2 separate regions of the Homo sapiens genome follow, and region 1 is linked to region 2. A link is an interaction called in ENCODE POLR2A ChIA-PET data of the cell type or tissue named here. Cell type or tissue: MCF 10A. All regions are shown on one strand. Each heading gives the region's core, and the rest is flanking DNA. Links, peaks and the distances in the headings are about the cores only.

Region 1 (11,171 bases), core at 3,056-7,055, 200 kb before region 2:
CAATGAACAGTAAGTGGGGCCTTTGGGAGGTAATTAAATTTAGACAAGGTCATGAGATTGGAGCCACTATGATGGGGTTAACGTCCCTATAAGAGGAGGAAGAAAGACAAAAGCCTCCTCTCTCAGCCACGTGAGGACACAATGAGAAGGTAGCCCTCTCCAAGCCAGTGAGACAGCCCTCACAACAACCCAACCACACTGACACCCTGATCTCAGACTTCCAGCCTCCAGTACTGTGAGAAACAAGTATGTTAAAGTCACCCAGTCTATGACATTTTGTCATAGCAGCCCAAGCTAAGACAGCCACAATATGGAAGAACCTCATGATTGTAGCTTTGTGCAAAAGAAGCCAGACATAAAAGAAAACATATCACATACTTCTATTTATATGAAGCACAAAAACAGACAAAATTACTAATCTATATTGTTACATGAAATACTAATCTATAATCTTGATGGAGCAGTAGGGGCTTCTGGAGGGCTTAGTGATGTTCTGTTTCTTGACTTGGTTGCTGATTATAGACATGTTTGGTTTGTGAAAATTCACTAAGCTATACAGTTATGTGTGACTTTCTGTATATTAAATACCAAAGTAAAAAAAATATTTTTTTTACTAAAACCTTAATGAAAGACTAAGACAACACATGAAAAAAGAAGAGGCAGATTTTGGAGGAAAAAAACCTGGTGTAGAAATAAAAACAAAAGGCCGGGGCACAGTGACTCATGTCTGTAATCCTAACACTTTGGGAGGCCGAGGAGAGAGGATCACCTGAGGTCAGGAGTTTAAGACCAGCCTGGCCAACATGGTGAAACCTCGTCTCTACTAAAAATAAAAAATAAAAAAATTAGCTGGCCATGGTGATGCACGTCTGTAATCCCAGCTACTCAGGAGGCTGAGGCAGGAGAATCACTTGAACCTGGGAGGCGGAGGTTGCAGTGAGCCAAGATTGCGCCACTGCACTCCAGCCTGGACAACAGAGTGAGACTCTGTGTCAAAATAAATAAATAAATAAAAATAAAACACAAGAGTGATTGGAATAAATATATGATTGTTAAACAGTAAATAAAAATAGAAAAAGGCATTCATTATCTGGAAAAAAGATTGGAGGAAATTCCCCAGTATGCAGCACAGTGGGATAAAGAGATGGAAAATATGAAAGAGTAATTAGACACAGAATAAAACAAAAAGACTTAAATAGGATTACTAGCTGGAAGAGATGAAATATCCAAAGAAATGAAGGATGGGAATTCCCCAGAACTGATAAATATAAAAGTTCAAGTTCATGAGGAATGAGTTCCTAAGCAAAATAATCACAAATTATCTACACTTGGAAGCCTAATATTTTAGCATTGGAGAGATTCTTCAAGATGGACTAGTCTGTCTCCTTTGTTGTAAGGATAAGGAAACTTGAGACCTAAAGAGATTAAGTGATTCACCTAGGATCAAAAAGTTGACTAACGGTAAAGACAGAAATAAAGTTAATATGCTGCATTTTAAGGGTTAAGGATAAGAAGAGCAAAATAATTCCCGAACTTCAACTTTCCGGCCGGTATCAGTATTTATAGCAGCAATCTGAAGATATTCCTATTCATAAAGAGAATTTAGCTCACACATTAACAAATGAAGGTACTACTGATTCAACACCTTAATAAATGTGCTTAATAAATAGTATTTAATGAAGAATTAGGACAATCTAGAGCTCTGCCCATACATACCTTAGAGAAAGAAATGGTTTCAAGACAATCCCTCTCTTTAAATTTAACTACAAGGCCATTATACTCATTTCAGTGCATAAACCTCATATCTATTATCGTTTCCTCTATTTAAATGTTTTGGCATTTTACAGTGCTTTTGAATCACATCTCTTTCTATTGTATACATCATGATATAAGGTAAATTACTTACTTTCTTTGAAACAGAACAATTCACCATCTAATTGAACCTCAAAATGTTCATTGTAAATCTGATACAAATTTCAAACTGGTCAGGGGACATAAAATGTACTGAAGATCTGATACAAAGCACTCTTATTTAATACAGTAACTCATTTCTGATGATGAGTCAATGGCTTGTTTTAATTCAAGTATTTAAGAAAAAAATATCTAGTCAGTACAGGTAGAGGAAACTGTGTTTAGCCTTTATTCACATTTCAAAACTTTGAATTTGCAAAGAGCAAATTTCTATTACATAAAGGTCCTGGATTTTAAGACTATAAATAAAATAATTCTATGACTTTTAACAACTTTTAAGACATTATTTTTCAAATATAAAAAACTTAAAGTGTCAAAATGAAGTGATTTGGTATGTTCCAGGTTGAAACATTTTCAGGATTTTTTAAATCTTTTATCGTTTTCTTACAAGTAAAACAACTTTATCATGTCATGAAGGTTTAGACCTAGAAAAATATAAGACACAGAAATTTCTTGAATATTTTGATAAAAATGAAAAAAAAACTGAGTTGGTATTTAAATACCAGACTATCAGGGAAAACTAATTTGTTTTATGAATGAGTCTTGAACTTTTCAGAGTATCTCAGTTTCAACTGCTTATGAGAGTTAGTAAGATTTTAAAGTCTCAATAAATTTAAAATTTTTCATACTTATTAATCTGACAATGATAAAAGGGGAAGAGTTATTAGAATTAGCAAATTTAGTTAGCAAAAATGAAAATTAAAACTAAAAGGACAACAGACCGTGAAAAATCCTTCTATCAGGTATTTACAACACAAATAACTCATGCAAATATGTATAGAAACCATTAAGACATTTATTTATATAAATGAACAAAGTATACAGATAAATCACATAAAAGCAAATCAGAAAAACTTTGATTTCTCTCCTATGTTTACTAAATTAGCAACAACATATAAAACCCCTACTCAAATGGTAACACTGTAAAATGTTACAACTCTTTGGGAATGCAATAAGGCAAACATAAGTCATAAAGTTCTTCATATTATTTCACTAAATAATCCCCCTCCCAGGAATTTATCATAATAAAATTTAAAACTACTTAAGTATTCAGCAATAGAGAAATACTCTAAATAAATTAAGAGTATAAAGTAATATAATTAAAATAATCATTATCACAACTACATACATATAGATAATATCAAATGAAAAAGTCAATTTAAAAGTATAGGTGCCTTAAGACTATGTGAACAACAAAAAGGAAAATAGTAATATAAAAATTTAAATTCTAAAGTTACTACATTAAGATGGTAGAGGTAACAGTAATTTTCCCATTTGGCAAAACTTCAGTTTTAAACATAAAAGAAAAAGAGTGGCTATCGTTTTTTAAAAATGGTCAACAATCTCTACTCCTCTATTAGTAAACTCTGTGTCAATTTTTAAGGTGAAAAATACAGCAGAAATACCTCTGATGTGTTCTAAAACCTAAGTATTTCTCTATTTGGACTTTAATTTGCAATGGAAGAGGACATATTGTAACCTGTACCAGTCCAACAGGCAGATGTAGCCACTGCCACCTTTGGTTGACACACACTGTGGGGCACTAGATATGAACAGGTAAAACTGTAAATTTTCATTTTATGACTTTGTGTGTTTGATATTTTATGTTAATGCATCATGGTATTAACACTCTTTTTCCTTACAGTTTTGTCTCATACTAAGAATTGTTTTAGTGTTTTCATTTAAAATATGTTGCCAATATGTTGAAAATGCTGTACTGATGCATATATAACATTTTACATTGAGTTTAAATTGGGTTAAGCACAAATAAAACCACTTTAGTTTACATATTTTAAATTTCAGAGTTAGAGACTACAAAGCAGGAAAACACCTTTAAAAAGAAAGGCAAAGCATAAACATCTAAAAACTTGTATTTTATGAAATTTCTCATGAGTCTTCCTTTTGAAACTGTATTTGAGTAAAGGAAGAGGGATCTGAATGTTTCTACAGACTGGCTGCATAATATATTGCTTTCCCATAACAAAAATATGAAGCACTCATTATATATGAAGTTTACTATTACAATGTGGCTACATTTAAAAAATTATGGTAAAGAGGGATAGGGAACTTTCAGAAAGCTATCTGAATGAAAATGTTTGAGAAGAACTGTTTTTAAATATTTAGAGCAGAAGAGATTAGCTGGAAATGCAGGGCAGCCATCTCAACATCTGTAAGTATCTCTTGAAAGAGCAAACTAAAGAGACAATGTCACAGGGAACACCCTACAGAGAAATATAAATAAATGCTAAAGAATAAAGTTTTTAGTTGAAGACACATTCTTTAAATTTTAAAAATTATGTTACTTAATAACTTGGTACAAAGTGCTTGACCATGTTGACATTACCATGAAAATATCTCATAGCTGCCAAAATACAAAACTATAGGAGCTGTCTTCTGCTCTAATGGTAGGAAGGTGACTTTAATTAAGTATTAGTCTTCTATTTACAACCTGTTAGTGGTAGCAGTAATAATTTGGTTCATTTACAAATATTATCAAAGCTTATTCATTTCCAAGATCTAAACAAACACAGGTATTACTAGATGATGGCCATTTTATCAAAGAAATGTTTTTAATAATAAACTCTCCAAAACAGAAGAAAGAGATCAATAATGGCCACTTTAAACAATTTAAAGAATTTCAATAAAATGAAGCCACCAGGAAGCCTAAATAAAGTAAAAATAACACTAAATTATGGTCATTTTTGTGAAACTAAAGAAACATGGAGCTCATACTTTTTTCTTTGATTAGGAAATTTGTTCAACTTTTTCACAAGACTGAAGACAGATCAAATTCAGAAAGTTAATTTTTCTGAATCCAATCATATTCATATTTTCACAATACAAAAAATCCTAAAACATTTCACAACACAACAAACAACTGAGCCAACTGCAAGGCCATTTATAATGCATAGAAAATAAATTATGTGCTATTGAAACTGTAAATGATAGACATTTTTCTTCATGCAAAAAAAAAAAAGACATATTGTTTGTCTTTTGAATGCAGCTTGTCATTCTGCATCTGCACACAGGATTCAAATGTCAACTAGAAAATGATGATATTCCCAGGCCAATCTCAACACGTCTTAATTACATCATCTTCTCTCTTTGGCTCATTTAGAGTTATATATTCACAGCTCAAAACCTGTTCATTAGACTCAGGTTTTGATTTTTTAAGTGCCAACTCTGCTGGGAAAAGAGATGAGCAATGCTCAAGAGACTGTGCAATGTCATCAATTGTCCATTTGTCTTCAGGAAGGGCATGTTCTTCTAGCGTAAATGGTCCCTGTTTGGTTCGGGTCAGCTCTAGCACATTGGCACAGGAAGATAGTTCTATGGCAACAAAAGGTAGAAAAAAAATCCAGAAGATAAACGATTCAGTATTTCATAGTCTGTAATTGTTCAAATGACCGTACTCAATTGAAATCTCTCAAAACCACCCAAAAGTATAATAATCCAATATAAGAACCAAGAGGCCTCAGATAAAGAAATGATTAAGTAGCAAAATAATACTTAATAATCCACCTTATAAGCTGCTTTAAAATCAACAAAGAACTTGCACACATTTTTGTTATTTAACTCATGCAGCCAACCCCATGGAGTAAAGATTAGCCGCACTTTACAGATGAGATCATATGACCTGTCCAGTGCGACAACTGCCAGTAAATGGCACAGCCAGAACCGAAACCTTCTGGCTGTTTATAAGACTACGGCTTCCAGTTTAAAAAAATTTGAAAATAACTTTTAGAAGGTTAAATCTTTTTTTTTTTTTGATCCCTAGTTTGAGTTAAAATCTTTTGTACTTGAAAAGATGTTGGCCCTACGTTCATTATTCCTGTCTTCGTTTTCTGTTCTCTCTTTCTCTTCTTTCCCATTACAAACATTTCACTGCAGCTGCTGAGGCTGATAATTGCAAGCCAGAAACCTACAATGCTTTTAAAGCTGAAGGCAGCAAGAGTTCAGTTCCTAAGGCCAGTACTCAGAAATAAGAAAAACGGAAAATTCCCTCTTCCAATTGAAAAGGAGTATTATTCTCTAAATGATAATTCATAATTCATTTTTATGCTTACCTTTTCCAATGTCACTGACCAAGCTTCTGATATAAAAACCTCCTCCACATTCAACATCTGGAATGTTAACAGTGACATAGTAAATTGCTAACCTCCTATGAAATCCACTTTACATAGAAATGATGTCCCTAAACAAATGTAAAAATGCACTATGCAAACAATTGAGTGATAAAATATTTATGCACTAAAACATAAATTATTCATCCAGTAGCATATGTGTTTGTGAGACTGAAAAGTCAGAGTGTGGAGAAAGCAAACAGCACAAACTCATGAACACATTTTAAATTAACTGGCAAGGCATACCACTTTAATACTTCAGCCTTGTTCATTTAATAGGTTTTAAATAGTTAGAAATCTCAGCTTTGCTATCATGAGCTTGAGATTTTAAAAAATATTTTCAGATTTATATGCCTTGTTCATTTAATAGGTTGTAAATGGTTAGAAATGGCAGCTTTGCCATCATGAGCGGTAGATTTTTAAAATATTTTCTGACTTGTACATTCAAAAAAAATACAACCAACCAACCAACCAACCAAAAACCCCTTTTCACAGTGACAAGAATTATGTTTAGGGTACCGTACTACACATGAAGAACTCAGTTTATTTAAATGTTCTCTTGGAAATACTCCTGAAGAAATCATAAAACAACTTAAAATTGCACAATGTCCCAGAACTGAATGTAAATCTAAATATCTTCTTAACACAATCTAACACAAGTTTATTGGTTAAGAACAGAGCTCTCCATTATTTTTATCCATCAGCAAGACTTCCTGAAAAGAGCTGCCACATTTCCACACAAAAGGACTATATTCTAGCTGCTTCGAGTCTTACTGGTACAAATAAAGCCATTTGGGGGAATTAATCAAAACTCACCACCTGGGGATTTTAATCACCCCCTGCTTTCTTTAGTCAGCTCATGGTTGGGGGCCACTGCTGAAATTGAAAGTGGGCACTGGGATGAAATGCAGGCGCGCTAGCACTCTTGCGTGATATTTGACTTGAGTGAAAAGACAGCTCTTTTGGCCCGTTACACTCTCCCTAGTCAATAAAATATTTCTGACTTAAATGCAATCTGAAAAATCTGAGTTTTTTCTTGCTTTCATAGAGAATATCTACTGTGTCAAACCAGCTGCTTCATTTCCATGGAATGGAGCACAACCTTCCTAAGTGTGTTTTTTTCATTATCTGTCAAATATTTTAGAAGCAGGAACATGAAGAAACAAAGTGACTTTTTTTTTCTAATGGTACAAAACCATATCCTGCAGAAACACAACACAGATAAAACAATAATGCCAATAAAAAAGCAATAGAGTTTAGATTAAAAGATTTGGGGACATTATTTCTAAACGGAATCCTATTCAGTGCACTGTGAAACTAAGGGTAGGCTCAATTTAAAGGAGTCTGAGGATTAAGAACCACGGCTTTGGATTCTTCACAGATCTTACATGTTTACAACTTTCTGCAGCCAGATCATAAAATTTCCAAACAACAGAAATGAACTTTTTAGTCTTTACATTTCAAATATATATTAGAAATTAAAATTCATAACTTGAATTAAAAATGTGACCATGTATTCAGGAATACATTTCTGCCTTACCCATGTTTTTCCATATTTGCAGGATCTTTAATAGTAAGTGATAGGTGGTGAAGAAGGGAGTGAGGGGTTTCTTGTCCAAAAACTAAAAATGCTTTGTTTTCATTGGAAAATTAATGTCAGTTCTAAAACGGAATGTATTAGGTACTAGCCAAAATGGGAGGAAAAGCATCCAAAAGATAATAAAAACCTAAAATTTAAAAAGTATATACACTCCTTACCTACTCTTCTCTATAGAGATCTAAAGTATGTTACTTTCAACTTTCTAGTAAGATAACATAGTACAATATATGAAAAAGTCAGCCCAGTTAGAAACGCATTTCTGAACCTCCATATAGCTACAGGTATCTCATTAAATGTGTTACCAAAAAAGGTATAAAGAAATCCTAACTTTCCTTAAATTCAAATTTTAAAAAATCTCCAACATCCTACGGATCTATTAAAATGACACAAAAGTAGCCAAATACAAATTAAAAATACACGTAAATACAAATGATTTCAAATTTCTCCATCTTACCTAATGTGAAAAATGGTGGCTGGAATTTTTGAAGGGAGATACTGTATACAGTCACTGGCCTGGCAGGTTTTGCTTCTACGACTTCACCTCTCTTCATCAAAGTCGAAAGTCTTTGTCCATCTTTCTTTAATGCAGAATAGCTTGTGAGATGAGAGAAGGAGAAATGGAAGGAAAGGAGAGCAAGAATTGAGAGGGATTTGGAAGGATTGGGAGATGATAATTTCAGATTTAGCATGGAAAGGAAGGATGACTGGCAGTGCTTCACAATGAAAATCCTTCTAAAAAATGAATGAATTTTTAATTCTAATCTACTCCATAATGCTGTCATGGATAGAGTTTCTAAATATTTCTAAGGCTGATATAACCTCATTCTGGCACACAATATGCAGTGTTACCAATTTTATTCTTTAATCATCTTTCTAGAGACAATGTATTCATGTCTTGTCCTTACTAGTCCTCATTCTGTGTTAAAAGGCACAAGGAATTTAGTAGACTCTGGTCATAATACTCTCAGCTATATTTCCTTGAAACAATCTCTACTATAATATTCATTTTTATATAAGTTACCAAAACATTTCTAAGAAGCTAATAAGCAAATAACCTACTTAGCGTATCTTAGCTTTTCGTGATAAAATTTTACTAGAAAACAAAATCCTTGCAATAATCACAGAAAATATTAAAACAATTCTTATACATAAATATAAATAAATTTAACAATGATCCAAAATAACGTTTATGCAGATCTTGCTAAAATTTTTAAATTTTTACATTTGAGGCAAAATCATTAAAAAGCGTCTCCTCAGAGATATTTCAATGTTCCTGAAAAAAACTCAAGATTTTAAATACAAAATAAATACTAAATTCTAAAAAAAAAGTCAGAAACTTACCCTGACATATCCTATAACCAATTCAGCCATTTTTTTCAAAAGAGGCAATTTGCTTGAAATGGTAATGTGCACGAAAATATGGCTACATGGTATTATGATCTGAATGCCAAACCTCCAAATTTATATGCTGAAATCCTAACCCCCAAGGTGTTGATATTAGGAGGTAGGGTCTTCTGGGAGGTAATTAGGTCGTAGGGCGCAGCCCTCATGAAAGAAATTAGTACGCTTATAAAGGAGGCTCCAGAGAGCTGCCTTGCCCCTTCTACTAGGAGGATACGGTAAGAAGGTGCCATCTGTGAAAAAGCAGGCCTTCACCCGACGCTGAGCCCACTGCACTGTGATCCTGACTTCCCAGCCTCCAGAATGGTGAGAAATAAATTTCTGTTGTTTATAAGCTACCCAGTTTATGTTATTTTGTTACTGCAGCCCAAACTAAGACAAGCAGTAAAGCAATATACTTGTATTTTTAATAAGTTGTAACTCTCATCGGTTTCGCTGGCTGCAGAGAATAGTGAAGCAAAAGATTGTGCCCAATAGGAATGGTCCCAGCACCTGACATGCAGTGCACATTAGGACTCTGACTCACAGCTCTGACTTCCCTCCCAGACGGGACTGGTCCCTTCACAACAGTTCTAGGAAAAGAGACATCTCTGGGCTCCTTAACTGCCCTTATGTCTGTTGATAGAATCAGAAAAGCCAATAAACACTGTAATAGCACAGATGCCAGGCTGGGGCCACACTCAGAAACAAAGAAGACCACATTCCACTGCCTCTTAGAGTGTCAAAAGCTCCACATCCTGTCTCACCTTCACTTTAACATTTGGCACATCAGATTTAAAACCTGCCTTGCCATATGCTAAGAGGAAACTCGTGTATTTTAACTAGAGTGATGTTAACCATTGGAAAAGAAAAGTAAACATTTTTCCAAATTTACTAATTGAACTTACAGGGGGGGCACTTGCATTATATTTCCAGTAAATTTCTGTAGAATGCCTTCAATATCTTCTTGTGTTATTTTATCTGCCAAAAATCAACAAAAAAGACACTAAAACAACCACAGAAGTACATGTACTATTTTCACAGCACCAACAGCCCTGAAAATTCATTTAAAACTTTTTCCAAAAGCATATATTACAGTATATGTTTTATAGCCAAAATTCTACCTTGTTAAAAAGAATAAAATATACATTAACAAGATAAAAGAGGGAGAAAGTCTTATATTCTTTATTAAAACAATTTCATTTGCTTCAATTTTTCTCCAATAAAAATAATGCAATCATCTTATATATATATTCAGTTGGTTCTGACTATGGCCTTAAGAAGATCTGAGGAAAATCCCACATTAGCTATAGAAATGATCCTGCAGTAATTAATAATGAAGTGATCAGAATACAAGCAGCAAAATAATCCCCGTAAGTTCTTTTCTAAGTTTCTCTAGGGATCAAATATTGTAAATAACTTAATGTGGCACTTAACAAGTATTATCCACATTTTAAATTTTACCTGGTAAGATTTCAAATCTGTTTTATGTTATGGCAGAAATTTTACACACTCACATTCAACTCTGTTGTCAAGTAAAATTGCATTTATCTGTCCCCCCGCCCCAGCCTCCCCCTTCTCTGTTGTTGGAATTTCTCTCTTGTTTTACATGAACACTCCCAGCCGGCCTCAAAAATAAGCCAGTGCAAAAAAAAAAAAAACACACATAAGCAAGGATTTTAGCATGCTTACTAAACAAGCATTTTTTAAACAATGATTTTAGAAAATATGAATGAAGACATATACATAAAGCTTTTACTATCTGTTAATCATGTTTTCAGCTTTTGTTTGGTATTGCTTCAAACAAAATGATGCAATATTAAAGTAGAGTTCTAGCATGGCCCCTGAGCGAGGGTGACATGCAAATTAGTGAAGTGTTCCATATTTTATTTTTATTTATCTATTTTTTTTTTTTTTGAGACAGGTCTCAATCTGTTGCCCAGGCTGGAGTGCAGTGGTGTGATCTTGGCTCACTGCAACCTCTGCCTCCTGGGTTCAAGCGATTCTAGTGTCTCAGCCTCCCAAGCAGCTGGGATTACAGGCGTGCACAACCACACATGCCTACTTTTTGTATTTTTTAGTAGAGGCTGGGTTTC
Region 2 (11,171 bases), core at 4,199-8,198:
ATGGCTTGAACCCAAGAGGTGGAGGTTGCAGTGAGCTGAGATCGTGCCACTGCACTCTAGCCTGGGCAACAGAGCGAGAATCGGTCTCAAAACAAAAACAAAACAAACAAACAAACAAAAACTGTTTCCATTAGTATGAGATTTTATATTCACTCAAAACTATTATAATAATATAAAATTATAATCCAAAAAGATAATTGTAACCTTATAGTTGTATTTATACATGAATAATATAGAATTATGTAAAAATAGGACCTCAATTATCTATTTCATCTACACCCATGCCCCCCTACCCATTATACTAAGAATGCTATTCTTATCACAGATTTGTTTTCTTACAAAGCCAAAGGAAAAAAACATCCCCATGAGATCCAATAAAGTCTTTAAGTAACTTATTCCATTATTACATACTGGATTCTAAAAAGAATAACTATAATTCCTTTTGAATTTCAATACAAGAGACTTCAATCTTTTAAAAGAAAGTTACATCACTTCATACCATTATTCATTGTCTTTTGAGCTGTGACAGTGTACTCAGTACTACACAAAACACAGGACACAGTGCCTTCCCACATCTGATGTTGAGAAGCCACCTAGGAGTTAGAATCTATGAACATGAGTTTCGAAGGTAGCACCTTTAGGTGTTTTAGTTCACAGATATTTTAATGTGTGTTGATTTATAAACTGTAAAATAGGATGGAAGTTTAAATATTAATCTGAAAAATAAACTTTGTACGAGGTGGCACTGTTTGGCAATATGCTATTTCTTTTGAAATTGACTAAGTAATGTTTCCTTATACTTTGCTCTATTCTGGTACTTACTCTGCAAGTATAAGATCTATTAATCATTTTATGAATATGAAAGTAAATTAGTCTCAATGAAAAAATTAGAAAACACAGAAAAGGGTAAATAGAAAAATCATCTGCAATTCAATGTTTAGGTAGCTTATGACATTTTTTTTCCTTTATGGTCCAGGAAAGTCATAATAAGGCATATGTTTTGGAATCAAACAAATCTGGGTTCAGATTCTACCCTCTCCACTTATTCAGTGCACGTTGCAGTAAACCTCTTAATCTCACTGAGTTTATTTCAAATTTTGACTTGTCTTCCTTCTCCAGCTACCATCCATTTTTTTTTTTTTTTCTTTTTCTTTTTTTTTTTTTTTTTTGAGGTGAGTCTCCCTCTGTTGCCCAGGCTGGAGTGCAGTGGCTGGATCTCAGCTCACTGCAACCTCTGCCTCCCGGGTTCAAGCAATTCTCCTGCCTCAGCCTCCCGAATAGCTGGGATTACAGGCGCCCGCCACCACGCCCAGCTCATTTTTTTGTATTTGTAGTAGAGATGGGATTTCACCATGTTGACCAGCCTGATTTTGAACTCCTGACCTCAAGTGATCCACCCACCTTGGCCTCCCAAAGTGCTAGGATTACAGGCGTGAGCTACCATGCCCGGCCCATTTCTTTCTTTCTTTCTTTCTTTCTTTCTTTTTTTGAGACAGAGTCTTGCTCTGTTGCCCAGGCTGGAGTGCAGTGGCACGATCTCGGCTCACTGCAACTTCCGCCTCCCAGGTTCAAGCAATTCTTCTGCCTCAGCCTCTGGAGTAGCTGGGACTACAGGTGCGCACCACCGAGCCTGGCTAATTTTTGTATTTTTAGTAGAGATGGGGTTTTGCCATGTTGGCCAGGCTTGTCTAGAACTCCTGACCTTGTGATCCGCCCCCCTCAGCCTCCCAAAGTGCTGGGATTACAGATGTGAGCCACTGCGCCCGGCCCATCCGTTTCTTTAGAAAAGTGTGCATTGTCCTTTCTTACCCTCATTCCATTCCTCTACCTACTGCAATCTGGCTTCTGTCCCCATTGTCCAGAAACGACTCTCATGAAGGTCACTAACAGCTTCCGTGTTGCCAAGTTCAGTGCACATTTTCCTTCTTTATTTTATGCTCCCTCTCAGCAGCTGTGTTGCCCTGGCACGCTGCAGGAGTGATACTGGACAGCTTATTGCAAACATTTCTTTCCAAGTTCAGTGAAGGAGTGTTGGTAGCTTGAAATTATTAGCCACAGTGACAGTATTTACACCACAAAAATCAGCAAATGCTACAAATCAGGGCCTTTTTTCCTGACAGCCACATACTAAACATTTACCTGCACACCGAGAGAGATAAGTGACCACTTTTCCCTTCACAAGATGCTATTTTTGTTGTTTATTCAATACCACCCACTCCTGGTTTTCTTTCTATCTTAACTCCCCTATCCCACCGTTACATGTTAGCATTCTTCTTTTTCTTCTTCCTTTCATGCGCTAGCTCCATAAATGATCTCACTAATTTCCATGGATTTAAATACTACCACTATGTGGATCAATTTTGGATTTGTATCTGTAGCCCAGACCTCTCTAAGATTCAAACTCAAACACGGAACAACTCATTTAAACTTGTACTGGGTATCTTACAGCAGACATCTCAAACTCACTGACAAAACTTAGTTCCATAAAACCTTTCCCTTTCTTTTTCTCTCTCTTTTATTTTTTTTAGTTTTTATGTTTATTTATTTATTTATTTATTTTTGAGACGGAGTCTCACTCTGTTGCCCAGGCTGGGGTGCAATCTTGGCTCACTGCAACCTCTGCCTCCCAGGTTCAAGCAATTCTCCTGCCTCAGCCTTCCAAGTAGCTGGGATTACAGGCACCCACCACCACACCCAGCTAATTTTTGTATTTGTAGTAGAGACAGGGTTTCACTATGTTGGCCAGGCTGGTCTTGAACACCTGACATCAAGTGATCCATCTGCCTCGGCCTCCCAAAGTTCTGGGATTACAGGCGTGAGCCACCGTGCCTGGCCAAACCTTTCCCTTTCTTATCTTCCCCATCCCAGCATCCTCCATTTCAGGAAACGGAACTGCAATATACTTGATCACTGAAGCCGGAAACCTAAGCATCATCCATGGTTCTTCCCTATTCCTCAGCCTCATGTCTAATCCATCGGCAAATCCTGTCAATTCTACCTCCAAAATATCTTATTCTTCTTATTTTTTTTCTTCAGCTTTATTCCCATCACATTTTGGGCTACCATCATCTTTCAGCCCAATTACTGTAACAGCTCCAAACTAATCTCTGAACTTCAATTCTTCTTCCCCTCGAATCCATTCTCCATGTAGCAGTAAAAATTGATCATAAAATGTGGAGATCACACCATTTGTCTGCTTAAAGTCTTTAAATGATCTTTCATTACATTTAGTTTAAAAAACAAATTTCAGGTTTTCGAACTGGTCTCTGCTTATCTCTCCAACTTTTGAAGTGTGATTATTTAAGCTCATGTATGTTCTGTTCAAGCCTTTGGCTTTCCAGTCTCTGAACGTGTCAGGCTTGCCCTCCATCTCACGTATAGCTTTTGAATGTACACCCCTAGTCTGAAATGATCTTTTCCTTGCTCTTTCTGTGGGTAGTTCCTTGTGTTCCCTTAATTACCCAATCAATTTAAATCTGCCTTTTCTGTTGTTCTTTATTCCAGCCCCTTGTTTATTTCCTGATTGAATGAATAAATGAATCTATAAGATTCCTAAGGATTTATCTAATAGGAATAAATAATGAAAAAGTATTAAAAAGTTCTTAGCATGAGGCCTGGTGCAGGGTATATGTTAAATCAGAATTTTTTTTGCTACTATTTTTCACTTTAATTTAATTTATAGCATTCTGTAGTTCCTAAATGAAGACTTGTGTCTGGAAGGTGGCTGTGTTAAAGCTCAGGATATTCTCACTTCCTAGTATCACAGATGGGTAACCTGATTTAAGCAGAACATCCCTAGTTTTTATGCTTTGGTTTATTAAGAATATACTAGTAAAGAAAGGAGTGAATCTTGCTGGTAGGAATTGAAACATTTATGGAGATCCAAATAGGATAAAAGACAAGAGCACTAATAAAACTATCAGACCACAGTGCCTTTTGTTTTTCCTGATCAAACAGATACAGAAAGAGCATGTTTAGATTTTGGCAATTTAATTGGTCAGACTGTGATACTAATAAGGCTCTTGTTATATGCTTCTAAATTTAGTCAGTTTGATATCAGAGAGTTCTGCAACTTTAATCTTTATTAAAAATAAACCTTTTCAATCATTAGAGCACCTAGGGCAAGTAGAAGGATGGTGCATTAATTATATATATATATATATATATATACACGCATATATATATACACACACACACGTGCATATATATGTATATACACACACATATATACATATATACACACATATTCACACACACATATACATACACACACACACACACATATATAGATATATATACACACACATATTTTTCTTTTTTTTTCTTTTTTTGAGACAGGGTCTCACTCCATCACCCAGGCTGGGGTGCAGTGGCATGATCTCGGCTCACTGCAACCTCCACCTCCCAGGCTCAAGTGATCCTCCTGCCTTAGCTTCCCAGGTAGCTAGGATCACAGACGTGCACCACCACGCCCAGCTAATTTTTGTATTTTTGGTAGAGATGGGGTTTCACCATGTTGCCCAGGCTGGTCTTTAAGTCCTGAGCTTAAGCGATATGCCCAGCTAGGCCTCCCAAAATGCTGGGATTACAGACTTAAGCCACTGCACCCGGCCCATTATATTTTTTTAAGTGGGGGTGATTTAGGGAGTAGCATCACTTTACAATACTAAGAAGAGTACACACAAACAATACACAACTTATATAACATTAGTACTGGCATCAAATTTTAAAACCATTAAAGGCAAGACATTTATTCAAATACTTGTTGGTTGTTTCTCAGGAGAAGTGATTCTGTTGCCCCTAACAACCACGGGGCTACCAGAGTGACCTTTTTGTAGCCTTGAGGATTTCTGCTCAAGGAGCCCCCTCCAGGCAATTGCTTTCTACTTCTTCCCAAACCTGTAGTCTCACCCTCTCCAGTCTCTTGGTCTCCCTTAAGGACTTAGAACAAAATTTTCCTGAACTCCATGATCTTTTAACCTTGAACCTGCCCTGTCCACTGTGGTCTTTCAGGGGTAAGGGCTCAAACTCCTAGGCCTTGTTTTACCATGCAGTCAAAAAACATAGAAAAGAACAACCTAAGAGAAGTAAGAAAGCTTTGACCTGTGAAGGAAAATTGATAGGAGGCCGTTGGTTTGTACTGAGCTCCTGCACTGGGCCCAACAGACCAAAGCAAAATGGAATAATTCCTGCTGAAGTTTCACACCACCAAACCAAAACCAAGGTGTTTATCTGAACTTCCAAGGAATCAGGGGGTTGGGGGTGGCAGGGAGAGAGAGAGAGCCAAATCCCCAAACAGGCCAGTTTTACCCGGCATGATAAGGAAGTCCCCTCTGCTTTAACCTTTAGGAAGAAAGCAACTTCAAAATGACTAATCCACTTTTTGTTCTCTATGTCTGCTTCCCCAGCCCTTTTTGTCTATAAAGCCAAACTTCTCTGTTCAGCTCATTTACAGATTGAGTTGTTGCCTGATTCAAGAGTCACCGATAAAAGCCTATTAAGATCTTTAACTAAATGGGTTGTAATTTTGTCTTTTGACAGAGCCACTTGATTTCTTCCCACAGAAAGTTTCACCTTCCTCTTGCCTGCCACCTTCTTTTTCAGGAATCCCACTGTATGCTCTCAAGGACACTGTTTATTCTGCAACTCAGGCCAAAATTCCTTTTTCCTAAAGATGAGGTGGAGAAGAGAGAAGGCCTTTGCTTTCCTTGGCATGTTAGGGTGTGAGCAGTGCTTTTATAGAGAGTTGATTTCCTGGAAAACCTCCAGCCACAGCCCTTTTATTTATTTTATTATGATTTTTTACTCTGCCATAAATTCAACCAAGTGTACACAACCCTTTTAATATGTGAATGATGAAACAATAAAAGCCACAGCCTCCCTGGAAGGCAGGATGTGAGTCACCATTAAAAAAAAAAAAGTCAACACAAACTTCATCCCAACAATTTTATTTCTGAGGATCTTTCCTAGACGTATAGTTGCATGAATGTGAAGAGACATGTTCAAGGATACTCAGTGCAGCCTGGTTTGTAACAGTGAAATCAGAAACAACATAAATGACTCGCAAAAGAAAAATGGTTACCTAAACTATATTACACCCATTCTATGGAATATATCCATACTATGCAACATTCAAAGAATAAAATAGATCAATATGCATCGATATGAAAAGACCTTTAAGACAAATTGTTAAATGAAAACAAATCTATAGAAAAATAAGGCATAATCCAGTTACATAAAAATACATATTTCTTTGTGTATATGTACACACACATAATGTATATATGTATGTAAACAAAGAAAAAGATCTTGAAAGATACCCATCAAATAGTAGTGAGTTTTTGCTTTGTTTCTGAATTTTTGACAATTTAAATGTATTGATATGCTACTTATGTAATTAAACATTTAAGAAAAAAGGGCAAGGAAAGCAAGAAATCATGCCGCATAGCATAATGGCTAACTGCCTGGTCCCTGGAACCAGACAACCTGTATCCAGATTCTAGCTTGCCACTTACTTAACCTCCCTGCACTTCAGTTTCCTCCTTTGTAAATTGGAGGGTAACAACAGTGCCTACCTGAAGGTGGTTATAGACATGAAATAAGATGATATGTTCAAAGTGCTTGGGACCTAGTGAGGGCTATATAAATGTTAGCTAGTATTACTGATTAAGGAGAGAATAAATCACTGGTGATTCCACTTTAGTCAGAGAAGAATGATTATTTTTTTCATATTCTGGCACTAGTGAGACCTCAGGAAATGTATTTTTTAAAAAATCAATGTCAAACAGCCCTGAAGATGAGGCTTCTAATGCTCCTGCTATTACCTAGTCTTCCTGGAACAAAATGCACACTGGAGAGAGTACAGTTCGACCGACATTCATACCAAATACTCCACTGGGTGCTGGAGACCAGTGAGGCAACATTTCTGCTTTTAAGGGACTCATTTTGTGTTATGGGGGGGTGTAGTGGAGGGAAGAATCAAATCAGCAAACAAATCTTTTTAACACGGGTTAGTCCACAAGATGGGATTACACAGAACTGTGAGTGGAGCTAGAGTAGAAAGGAATGGGAGGGACAAGAACACTCCTGGTAGACGTGAACACTCTGGAAAGATGAGAGGAGTTAGCAATGAAAATAAAAAAGGGATTGGGCATTTCAGGTAAGGGAAACAACATGATTCATTTAGGGGAACTACAAGGAGTTTGGTATTGTTAAAATGTATGTGTGTGTGTGTGTGTGTGTGTGTGTGTGTGTGTGTGTGTGTGTCTGGATGATGAATGGGAGGGGGACAAGGAAGAATGGCCGGAGGAAGTAAGGAACAACAGGTTTGGAAAGACAGTGACAACGATTGGTGACCTTAATTATGTAGCATCAGAGTAGTAGTAGAAACAAAGCAAGATCGCGATGGAAAGATTACTGAAGACAATCTAACTATTTGGACAGATTGAGAGATTTTTTGTTGTTGTTTTTTGAGACAGCATTTCACTCTGTCACCCATGCTGTAGTGCAGTGGCCCAATCCTGGCTCACTGCAGCCTTAACCTCCCGGGCTCAGGTGATCCTCCCATCTCAGTCTCCTGAGTAGCTGGGACCACAGGTGTGTGACACTATGCCCGGCTAATTTTTGTATTTTTTGTAGAGATGGGATTTTGCCATGTTGCCCAGGCTGGTCTCAAACTCCTGGGCTCAAGCCATCCACCTACTTCAGCCTCCCAAAGTGCTAGGATTACAGGCGTGAGCCACCATGCCCAACCAGACTGATTTTATGAAAGAAGTCTCATTTTGACAAGTCACCTTTTGAAAAAATATGACAGGCTGACTTCTGACTTGTATTTCCAGGTAGAATGTAGCAGATCATGGCAGGCCAGCGCTCTTGCTGCAACACCTAAGAAAAAGAAGGATAAGTTACCAAAATCATAGTGCAAAAGATTTAGTGAGAGACCTTAGTGAGAGAGCTGTGGAAACAATGAACACCATATGAACTAACATTGCAGAGAGAGGGGAGTACTTCCTAAGGGAGCTGACAATCTCTGGCCATTTTCCTCCCTGGGGATTTTTGTCAGTTCTGAGTGAAGACTAAGAATCATGCTTGACTAGAGGGACTCTTGGTGCTTGCGTGGGGCTGGCTTGACAGATTATAAACTAGTGTAGAACTGAACACACAGGAGCATATGCTGATGCTTGGGTGATGCAGGAGGCTGGGAGACTTGGCCAGAGAGGCAGAGTGAAATATCCCAATTTCATGGTACTTAAGAGACAAAGTCCCACTAGGAGGAGGCATCCTGCCATAAATACATGGCCAGTTACCCTCAATTATTTTATATACAATGTTTGGCATGCAATTAAAATTACAAAATTTGTGAAGGGGCAGGAAAATATGGCCAATAACCAAGAGAAAAAGCAGACAATATGAGCAAAGCCACAGATGGTTGATATACTTGAGTTAACTGACAAGGACTCTAAGAATAATTATGATTAATAAGTTAAACAAAATAGAAAAAATATGGAAAAACATGAAAAGAGAGAGAAATTCAACAGAGGTAGAATCTACTAGAAAGAATCAAAAACACATTTTAGAAATGAAAAGGACACTATCTGAAATTAAGAACACTTTGGGTGAGTTTTACAGGCAGAACACAGCAAAGAAAGAGTTAATCTATTTGAGGACAGGTCAATAAAAATGATCCAAATTGAAACAGAAAAAATCATGGAAGAAAAAAATGGGGCAAAAGAGACATGTGGGGCATAGACAAGCAGTCTAACATATTTATAATTGGAGAGGGTGGGGATAGAGAACGGGGCAGAAAAAATATTTAAAAGATTTAAAAGACAAGTGCAACCTAAGTAGAATAAAAGAAACTTATACATAGGTATATCATAGTCAAACTGATGAAAACCAAAAATTAAAAAACATTTTAGGCTGGGTGTGATGGCTCACACCTGTAATCCCAGCACTTTGGGAGGCCAAGGTGGCAGGATCATTTGAGGTCAGAAGTTCAAAATCAGTCTAGGCAACATAGTTGGACCCTGCCTCTACAGGGAAAAGGAAAATTAGTTGAGCATCCCATAGCTGGCATTCTTGTAGTCCAAGCTACTTGGGAGGCTGAGGCGGGAGCTCAGGAGAGTGAAGTTCCAGTGAGCTATGATCACACCACTGCATTCCAGCCTGGATGAAAGAGGGAGAACGTGACTGTATTATAAAAATCCATTTTATTTTTTTTTTGAGACTAAGTCTTGCTCTATTGCCCAGGCTGGAGTGCAGTGGCACAGTCTAGGCTCACTGCAACCTCTGCCTCCTGGGTTCAGGCGATTCTCCTGCCTCAGCCTCCCGAGTAGCTGCGGCTACAGGCACGTGCCACCACACCCGGCTAATTTTTGTATTTTTAGTAGAGATGAGGTTTCACCAAGTTGGGCAGGCTGGTCTCAAACCCCTGACCTTGTGATCTGCCTGCCTCAGCCTCCCAAAGTGCTGGGATTACAGGCATGAGCCACCACGCCCGGCCCAAAACTACGTTTTTTAACAAAGGAAAAAATATGCTTTACCTTCAAAGGTACAACAGTAAGGGCAGCTGCAGTCTTTTTAACAGAAATTATGAAAAAATAAATGGAATGACACATCTTCAAACTGCTGAAAAAAAAAAAAAGAAAAAGATGTCGCTAATGATTTTACCCACACCAAAAATGGGTTTGTTGTCCACCATCTCATGCTCAGGACTATTTGTGGGTCCTCTGCAACACTCTTCAGTATCCTGAGATGTCTTCCTCATACCCCTCTATATTGTAGGATTGCAGGCTTCACAGTTCTGTGGTGTCAAGATCACCTATGCCACGTTATGTCCACTGTAGCTTTATACTCCTTTAAAGTGACCTTTAGTTTTATTCACTGGCTTTAATCTGCAATCAAATCAAAATGTTAATGTAATCCCATCAGGAGTTTGGCATTCCATTGACTATTAGCAACAGCCCTCTGCCTATATATTAGGAACATAATTTGTATTAGATGCTTCTTTTCTGATTTTTTTGGGTAAAATAGTGTTGATGTCCTAGTGGTTAGAAAAATGTTTCATGCCTTACAAATGTTAGATTTGGAGTTCAGTCACAAATGATATATCCTGCTTGTCACTTAAGAATTTAAATGAAGCAGTTCAATAATATAAGAATCAGTGCCATCACTAGGTTGTAGGTTCCATTCACTATGATTTGATGTATCTAAATGACTGAGAAGGCTTGTAAAACGTGTGTCTTCAATAATCCCATAGATTCATCTGCAGAACACTGAGAACTTACTGTGGCTAATGTGCTCTTCCTGGTCTATCTATGGTATTCAGAATGATAATCCAGTCATTTTCTAAAATATGCCTCACCTCTCTCTTGGAACTAAAGAGACACCATCCAGCAACAGAGGAATAATCCTTGATGATTAGGATAAACCAGTTGCATCTCCTGATCCCTCAAATATTCCATTGAACTCCCACATATCTAATTCTCAAACTGCTCAAATACCCTATTGATATGGTTTGGTTCTGTGTCCCCACCCAAATCTCATCTCGAATTGTAATCCCCACGTGTGGAGGGAGGGACCTGTAATCCCCACATTTTGAGGGAGGGAGGTGATTGGATCATGGGGGCGGTTTCCCCATGCTGTTCATGTGATAGTGAGTTCTCATGAGATCTGATGGTTTTATAAGTGTCTGGCATTTCCCCTGCTTGCATTTTTCCCTCTCCTGCCACCATGTGAAGAGGGTCTTTGCTTCCTCTTCACCTTCCTCCATGATTGTAAGTCTCCTGAGGCCTCCCCAGTCATCCAAAATGTGAGTCAATTAAACCTGTTTCCTTTATAAACTACCCAGACTCAGGTAGTATCGTTATAGCAGTGTGAGAACGGACAATACACCTGTGTTTTTTGTTTTGTTTCAGGAAACTAGTTCCTGGCATGGGCATCTTTGGACATCTAGTACTTTTTTTCCCCTGGCTTCTGCTAGGGACTAGAATTCATTCTTATCTCCGCCTTGGTTCCCTTGTACTGATTTCCTTTATGACAGAGCCTACATCTAAAATATTTAACATCTCTGCTCTGCTCTACCAAATGCTGCCCCTAGCCCTCATGTCTAGGTTAGAGGTCCTTCCAAGTTTCACATTCTGCCCTGGCTTTGGACTAGATTACTTATTACT

What was found. ChIA-PET counts read pairs that join two places held together with the same protein. Peaks named below come from ENCODE experiments on the same cell type or tissue, not always from the same donor. Only the 100,000 strongest peaks of a DNase experiment are listed, where the experiment ranks them.
Region 1: POLR2A ChIA-PET joins it to region 2 with 5 read pairs; 2 of 35 experiments call an interaction of 5 or more read pairs at or near these places.

The regions. Positions count from the first base shown.
Region 1 is chr10:114,969,253-114,980,423 of GRCh38, reverse strand. It overlaps TRUB1 (TruB pseudouridine synthase family member 1), which reads right to left. Exons shown (of 8, transcript NM_139169.5): 5 at 9,984-10,056; 6 at 8,150-8,289; 7 at 6,039-6,095; 8 at 2,748-5,301. The coding sequence ends at 5,045. It also overlaps the pseudogene RNU6-1121P. Among named protein-coding and RNA genes, the nearest start is that of LINC02626, 20 kb to the left of the region's middle. In MCF 10A, for the core only: no CTCF peak of the experiment used is centred there; no DNase peak of the experiment used is centred there.
Region 2 is chr10:114,774,664-114,785,834 of GRCh38, reverse strand. LOC101927692 (a long non-coding RNA gene) reads right to left here. Exons shown (of 3, transcript NR_120628.1): 2 at 9,674-9,893; 3 at 5,932-7,884. It also overlaps a transcript of ABLIM1 not described here. Among named protein-coding and RNA genes, the nearest start is that of FHIP2A, 42 kb to the left of the region's middle. In MCF 10A, for the core only: no CTCF peak of the experiment used is centred there; a DNase peak (open chromatin) is centred at 5,794.